2 separate regions of the Homo sapiens genome follow, and region 2 is linked to region 1. Evidence: chromatin loops called from intact Hi-C (ENCODE). Cell type or tissue: gastrocnemius medialis. All regions are shown on one strand. Each heading gives the region's core, and the rest is flanking DNA. Links, peaks and the distances in the headings are about the cores only. Region 1 has its middle 20 kb from the start of LINC01998. Region 2 overlaps LOC105374313 (a long non-coding RNA gene).

The links. Hi-C counts contacts between places; a loop is a spot of excess contacts. Peaks named below come from ENCODE experiments on the same cell type or tissue, not always from the same donor. Only the 100,000 strongest peaks of a DNase experiment are listed, where the experiment ranks them.
Region 2: it touches region 1 in a loop (8-fold over the local background); 1 of 110 quality-filtered maps calls a loop at or near these places.

What each region holds. Positions count from the first base shown.
Region 1 is chr3:150,059,986-150,062,787 of GRCh38, forward strand. No RefSeq gene overlaps it. Among named protein-coding and RNA genes, the nearest start is that of LINC01998, 20 kb to the right of the region's middle. In gastrocnemius medialis, for the core only: no CTCF peak of the experiment used is centred there; a DNase peak (open chromatin) is centred at 1,476; H3K4me3 peaks cover 586 bases; H3K27ac peaks cover 2,500 bases.
Region 2 is chr3:150,144,328-150,147,129 of GRCh38, forward strand. The region is part of intron 2 of LOC105374313 (a long non-coding RNA gene); the gene reads left to right. Among named protein-coding and RNA genes, the nearest start is that of LINC01998, 64 kb to the left of the region's middle. In gastrocnemius medialis, for the core only: no CTCF peak of the experiment used is centred there; a DNase peak (open chromatin) is centred at 1,564; H3K27ac peaks cover 2,500 bases.

The sequences.
Region 1 (2,802 bases), core at 27-2,526:
ATAGGCTTGGCCTTGAGTCAACAGCTTCTGAATAGTGCTGTTAATTAGATTGGCTGTTTCTATTTCAGTTGTTCAAAGCTTTCAGAATGCTAAAAAATATTCGTAAACCTTTGTCTGCTGCCAAGGTAAAGATATTTACCTGGGAAAGGAGTGCCATATGTAACCTGCCCTGATTTGAACTCACCCTCCCTTATACGACTGTCCTTGGGAAAAGCCTAAGAGAGTTCATTTTTTAACAGATTCCAGTGGTGGTCATTATTTCTTGACCAGAGATTGCTCCCTGGAGGCAGAAGTCACTGGGAGGCAGCTACAAAGTGCTGCAGAGGGTTCAGTAATCCCTAATCATGGAGACCAGTTACAAAGGCCTTCATTAAATTATTAACCTCTGCAACAACAGAAAGAACTATTTTCATTTTTATAAGAATGGTAGGCAAGGGTCAGGTCATAAAAGCCTAGAGATGTCATGCTAAGGAAGTCAGATTGGATACTGCAGAGAACTGTTAAAGAAGGGGAGTGACACTCAAATATGCATTAAGAAAGTCCATCAAGCAACAGGATAAATGAGAAGGAGGGCAGGAGGTCTTTAGAACAGTCTGGGAGAGAGACGATGGGGTCCTGGTTTTAGGCTGTGACTATGGGAGAACCCACAGAGGGTAGGTTCAAAAGAGAGGAGTCAACAATAACCCATATTGCTACATAAATCATAGGTTGAAATGAACATTTCAGAGTAAAATGCCAAAACTAAACAAGGCTTTCCTTGGAAGGAATGGGAAAGATTGAGAATCATGATGAAATACAGCATTAAGCTAAAAGCAGTGACACCTCAGGGGTAGGAAGGATGATGATTGTAGTTCGGGGGACTTTAGTCCTCACTCCACTCTTGGTATAGAAAATCGAGGTTTTCCCAATATTGTGAAAGTTACCATGTAAATGCAGCTTCCAGCCTCCTTCTCTATTTCCAAACATATGAGTACCTTAAACCCCTCCATTATAGAAATTCTGGATCTTCTCTTACCACTAACCATCATATAAGATGCTGCATGTTTTCGCAACAAGCATGTGCTCTTCGAAATAATCTCTATTTCGAAGCCAAGATCAGTGACCCCAGCTTCTTTGCTTAACTATAAATTAAACAGTCCTTCTGTTTTATAATTATTACTGCAAACATGTAAAATATCCAGATGGGCTACCTCTTGAAACAAAGAACAAAAAATGGCTTTTTCAATGTAGGGTGTCAACTGCAAAGAAACAACCCCATAGAGAAGCACTCATGCTTTAGCTACGACAAACTGTTTCCAAATCAGAGGCTGAGACAACCATCTTAAATATAGAAATCTCTGCACCAGCAGTGTCCTTTCTGCCCTCTCAAAGCCTGCCAGGACTTGGAGGCTGTGTCATAGATCAGTGCCACCCACAACCAAAGGGCTGAGGACTTCTGGTAATTGTTGAAGCTTCACCAATTGTTTCCAAGGCATATCAGGTCTTGGAGCGACAAGTGAGATTCCCTTTGAATCATCTCCCCTTTCACTCCGGCCAGTTCAGAAGTTGCCAACCAGCTGCTGCCTCATCTCCCTATGGCAGCCACCTGACACCACTTTGGGCTTTATGCCTGTACCACTGGAACTCAGTGGCAAAATCAGATCCAACTCAGCATTATCATGGGCACTGCAGAAGTGGTCTGTTCTCAAGTTTTAGATGTTCCTTTGTGTTTGGCGTTCCTTCCTCCTGGCTGTCTCCCTGACCTACTCTCTGAGCCGGCCTGTATCTTCTAACCTATTCATTGAATACCTACCACAACAAACTAGACTCTCTGTGGGGGCTCTAAGATGCACAGGGCATGGTTCCTACCCTCAGGGACTTGAAAAACCAGCTGGAGAGAGAGAGGAATATGCACAGCAATACTAAGCAGCAACAACATTCTCTTAAAGGCACACATTTTTTTTTTCAATGTTCTCTGGTCTCTCCATGTGTCTGTGTGGATATGAGTGCCAAATCAGAGGTATGATGTGAAAAAATGGTATTTATCTGTGGAGGTTACAGATCATTGCTTGTGAGGTTCATGGGAAAAGCGTGGACAAATTTGGATAGTGTATACATGGCTGGGTGTATCAGGAATACAAAACCCCCACAGGCTGGGACAGAATACCTTTCACTACCCAGATTCGTTTCATTCATATAAATTTTACCTGAGGTTAGTTTTTAATTTTTTGGGTAGCTAGACTGTGGGATCATGAAAGGAATTTCCAGGAAACTAGGTAAATGTAGGTGAGATATGAAACAAATGTTTTACTTCAGTGTAAACCTAAACAATAGAGTCCTAATAAACTCTGTTTTTAGGTTTTTGTCCCTCCCCTGCAAGGTAGCAAAGGAGTGAAACCAGGAAAAGGATGAGTGGAACCCCCACGGCATCTTCCAGGCCTCTGGTTTTTCTTCATCCACTGATCTCTCCACAGAGAAGAAATTATATTTAAGGTCCCAGTGAAACTTGACCCTAACTAAAGCATTCTGTTCAGAAGTTTCAACCCCTAAGGGAGAAAAAGCTGTTCCAAAGGGCCGATCTTACTTTTTGTTGGAAGCTTCTGAGCTCTGTCTGTCCAAAGAACATTCTGCTGATGAGTCACAACAGACGATTAGTTAGGACTGCTTGGTTTTTTAGGAAACAGGCATTGTACAAAGTGTAAGGATCTCTCTGGCAGTTGGGATTTCTGCTTTCAGTTTGCTAACACTGAGTTCCTCTCTGTCGCGATCAAAAAAGTCGAGCCCTTCTGTGACTCCAAGCACCACTGAGTATTTGTTCACAGG
Region 2 (2,802 bases), core at 38-2,537, 84 kb after region 1:
ATCTGTCATCCTCAGCATGTGGCTTCCACTTTCTAGTCTAAGGCTCATGCAGCCACCACTTCTGCATTCCAGGCATCAGGAAGAAGAAGGGAGAGCAAAAGACAGGAATCTTCTCCATAAGGCACTTCCCAGAAGTTGCACATGTCACTTCTACTCACATCTCATTGGCAGAATTAAGTCACGTGATTATACCTAACTAAAACAGAGGCTGGGAAATGCGGTCCTTGTTCAGAGCAGCCAAGTGTCTGGCTAACATTCAGCAAAGGAAAGCGTATCTATTATTAAGGAGAGGGGAGAGAACCAATTATTGGTTTCTGCTACATGGACGTTGTATAAAGGGCCTTAGCTATCATGTTGGAATAGTTTGTATTTAATTCATCTAGGAATTTGGAGACAATACATTGTTTAGAGGCAAAAATGTGACATTATTTTACGAATATAATCCATCTTTCAGTGATCTGTAGGAGGGACTAAAAGAAGGAAAACTTGAAGCAGGAAGGCCAAATCCGTGATGGCAACAGGTAAAGCAAGAGGTAATGTGGACAGAATTTAGCAGCAGCAGTAAGAATAGAAAGGAGACACTCAACTGAAAAAATGGAACCAAAAAATTTGGTAACTGAATTTACTGTGTGGATGAACAATGAAATGAGAATGTCAAACTTCAGTCGTGACTGCCCAGAATGGAAGAGCACAAGCTCAAATGTCTACAGAGGCCCTGTAGATAAGTAATTGGGCAAAATGGGCTCCCATATCACCCAATAGGAAGGCAGGGGGCCTTCCTGGTGCCTAGCAATAGAAAAGCTGCTCAGGCCCCTGGAGACACCACTGCTCAGACTTTGAATACCACTGGGGCCGTCTTGGGGGGCAGGGGCAGGGAGATAGGAGTCTCAAAAGAGACTCCTACAGCAGGAGAAATAAAACATTTATCAATATCTCCCACTTAAAAATCTCAAACTACCCTATTAAATGAGTATAAAACACTTATATAACCACTTCCACCCTAAGCCTCCAAGATGGATAAGGATTATAAAATAGTCAGCATTTCTACATGCCCTAACAATATCTAAGAGCTAAAATTTATGTAATGTTTTGTTGTTTTCATTTTTTTAAAATTCATTTATTTACTCATTCTCTTAAATGGGATTCCCATTTTACATGTGAGAAAACTGAGAAATAGTCATGTTAACTAACAGTCATATTGCCGGAAGGGGTAAAGCTGAGATCCTAACTCGGGCCTTTCTGCCTCATCATCCCAAGGTCTCCCACCTCTGTTACATGAATGAGCAGAAAGCGATCACTTCTGGATTGTGTGGATGTGCATGCATGCTGTCAATTTTATTGATCACAAAGAGCTAAGAATGCCCTGAGTAATCTGGAAAACACAATTGTTATGTCACTTTCAGAAAAACTGCTTCCGTGTGGATTGGTAGTCAGTGTTCCTGTAATATGAGAGTTTTCTCTTCACTTGGGACATTGAGACCTAGTGATGTTTCTGGCTTTCTGAAATCTCTTGCACATATTCTCTTGGTTGGTGTGGCAACTGCTTCTGTTGCTGCTACTGACGTACGCAGGCCTTTCATGTTGCTCACTGAACTTACTGAGACTTCTAGGTTGGCTCATGACCCAGATGCATTCCTTAAACTCTTCCCACCTGAACTCATAAACACACAAACCCTGCTTTGAGCCTCCTTCAGAGAATAAAATCTCTGTTAACCTGGAATAAAATATATCTAGTAAATAAAGAATAATGTATTACCATTGTTGATGACATAAGGAATTTTGAAACAGCCCAAACATCTCATCATAGGGTTTTATGTGCCCTACTTATGTATCATCATAAGCTTATAATGAAAGAGCTACTCAATGAAATGTTATTTATTTATTCATTAAAAAATGGTAAATGAGCAGTCAAGAAATTGAATGTGGCTGTGGTTTTTATCACGTTAAAAAAAAAAGGAAAATGGCAGGAAGGAAATATACCAACATTTTAACATTGGTTACATAGCCTGTAGCACATTTAAACAGAAAGAAATCTTGTTAAAGGAACATTTTGTGAGAACTGCAAATCAACAGAACACCAGCATCTCAGCTGTTAGATTTGGTTCAGATATTGATCAATAATAATAACAAGAGGGGTTCTTTACTTAAGACTTCATGAAGCGAATAGAAATTTGAAGAGAATGACTAAACCCATGCTTTAAAGCAAGAATTATATGCAGTCTTACAAGAGAGTGGAAAGCATGATGAAGAATCAAGTCCTGGAGTCAGACTACTAATTGCAAGGCTTTAGGAAAGTTACTTAACCTCTATGTGCTTCTATTTCCTTTTTTTAAAAAAAATGGCACGGTGAAACCCCGTCTCTACTAAAAATACAAAAAATTAGCTGGGCGTGGTGGCGGGTGCATGTAGTCCCAGCTACTTGGGAGGCTGAAGCAAGAGAATGGCTTGAACTGGGAGGCAGAGCTTGCAGTGAGCTGAGATCGTGCCACTGCACTCCAGCCTGGGCGACAGAACGAGACTCTGTCTCAAAAAAAAAAAAAATGGTGTTGTTGAGGATGAAATAAAACTACCTGGCAAACAATAAGTACTCGATAAAAGTTACTAGAAGCATTCTGACATTGATTCTCTTTCTTTTCTTGCTAAGAAAATGTTGATAAGCATTAGCCGCATGTAGCAAAAGAATGACTGTGTCCAGTGTTTGGAAACATATTTGGCACCTCCTTCTGCTTGCTTAGGAAAAGCTCCCTGAGTGATGTAGCTCTCAGTTCTTTCTTTAATCTGGGAGCTTTGTAGTCTGTCCTT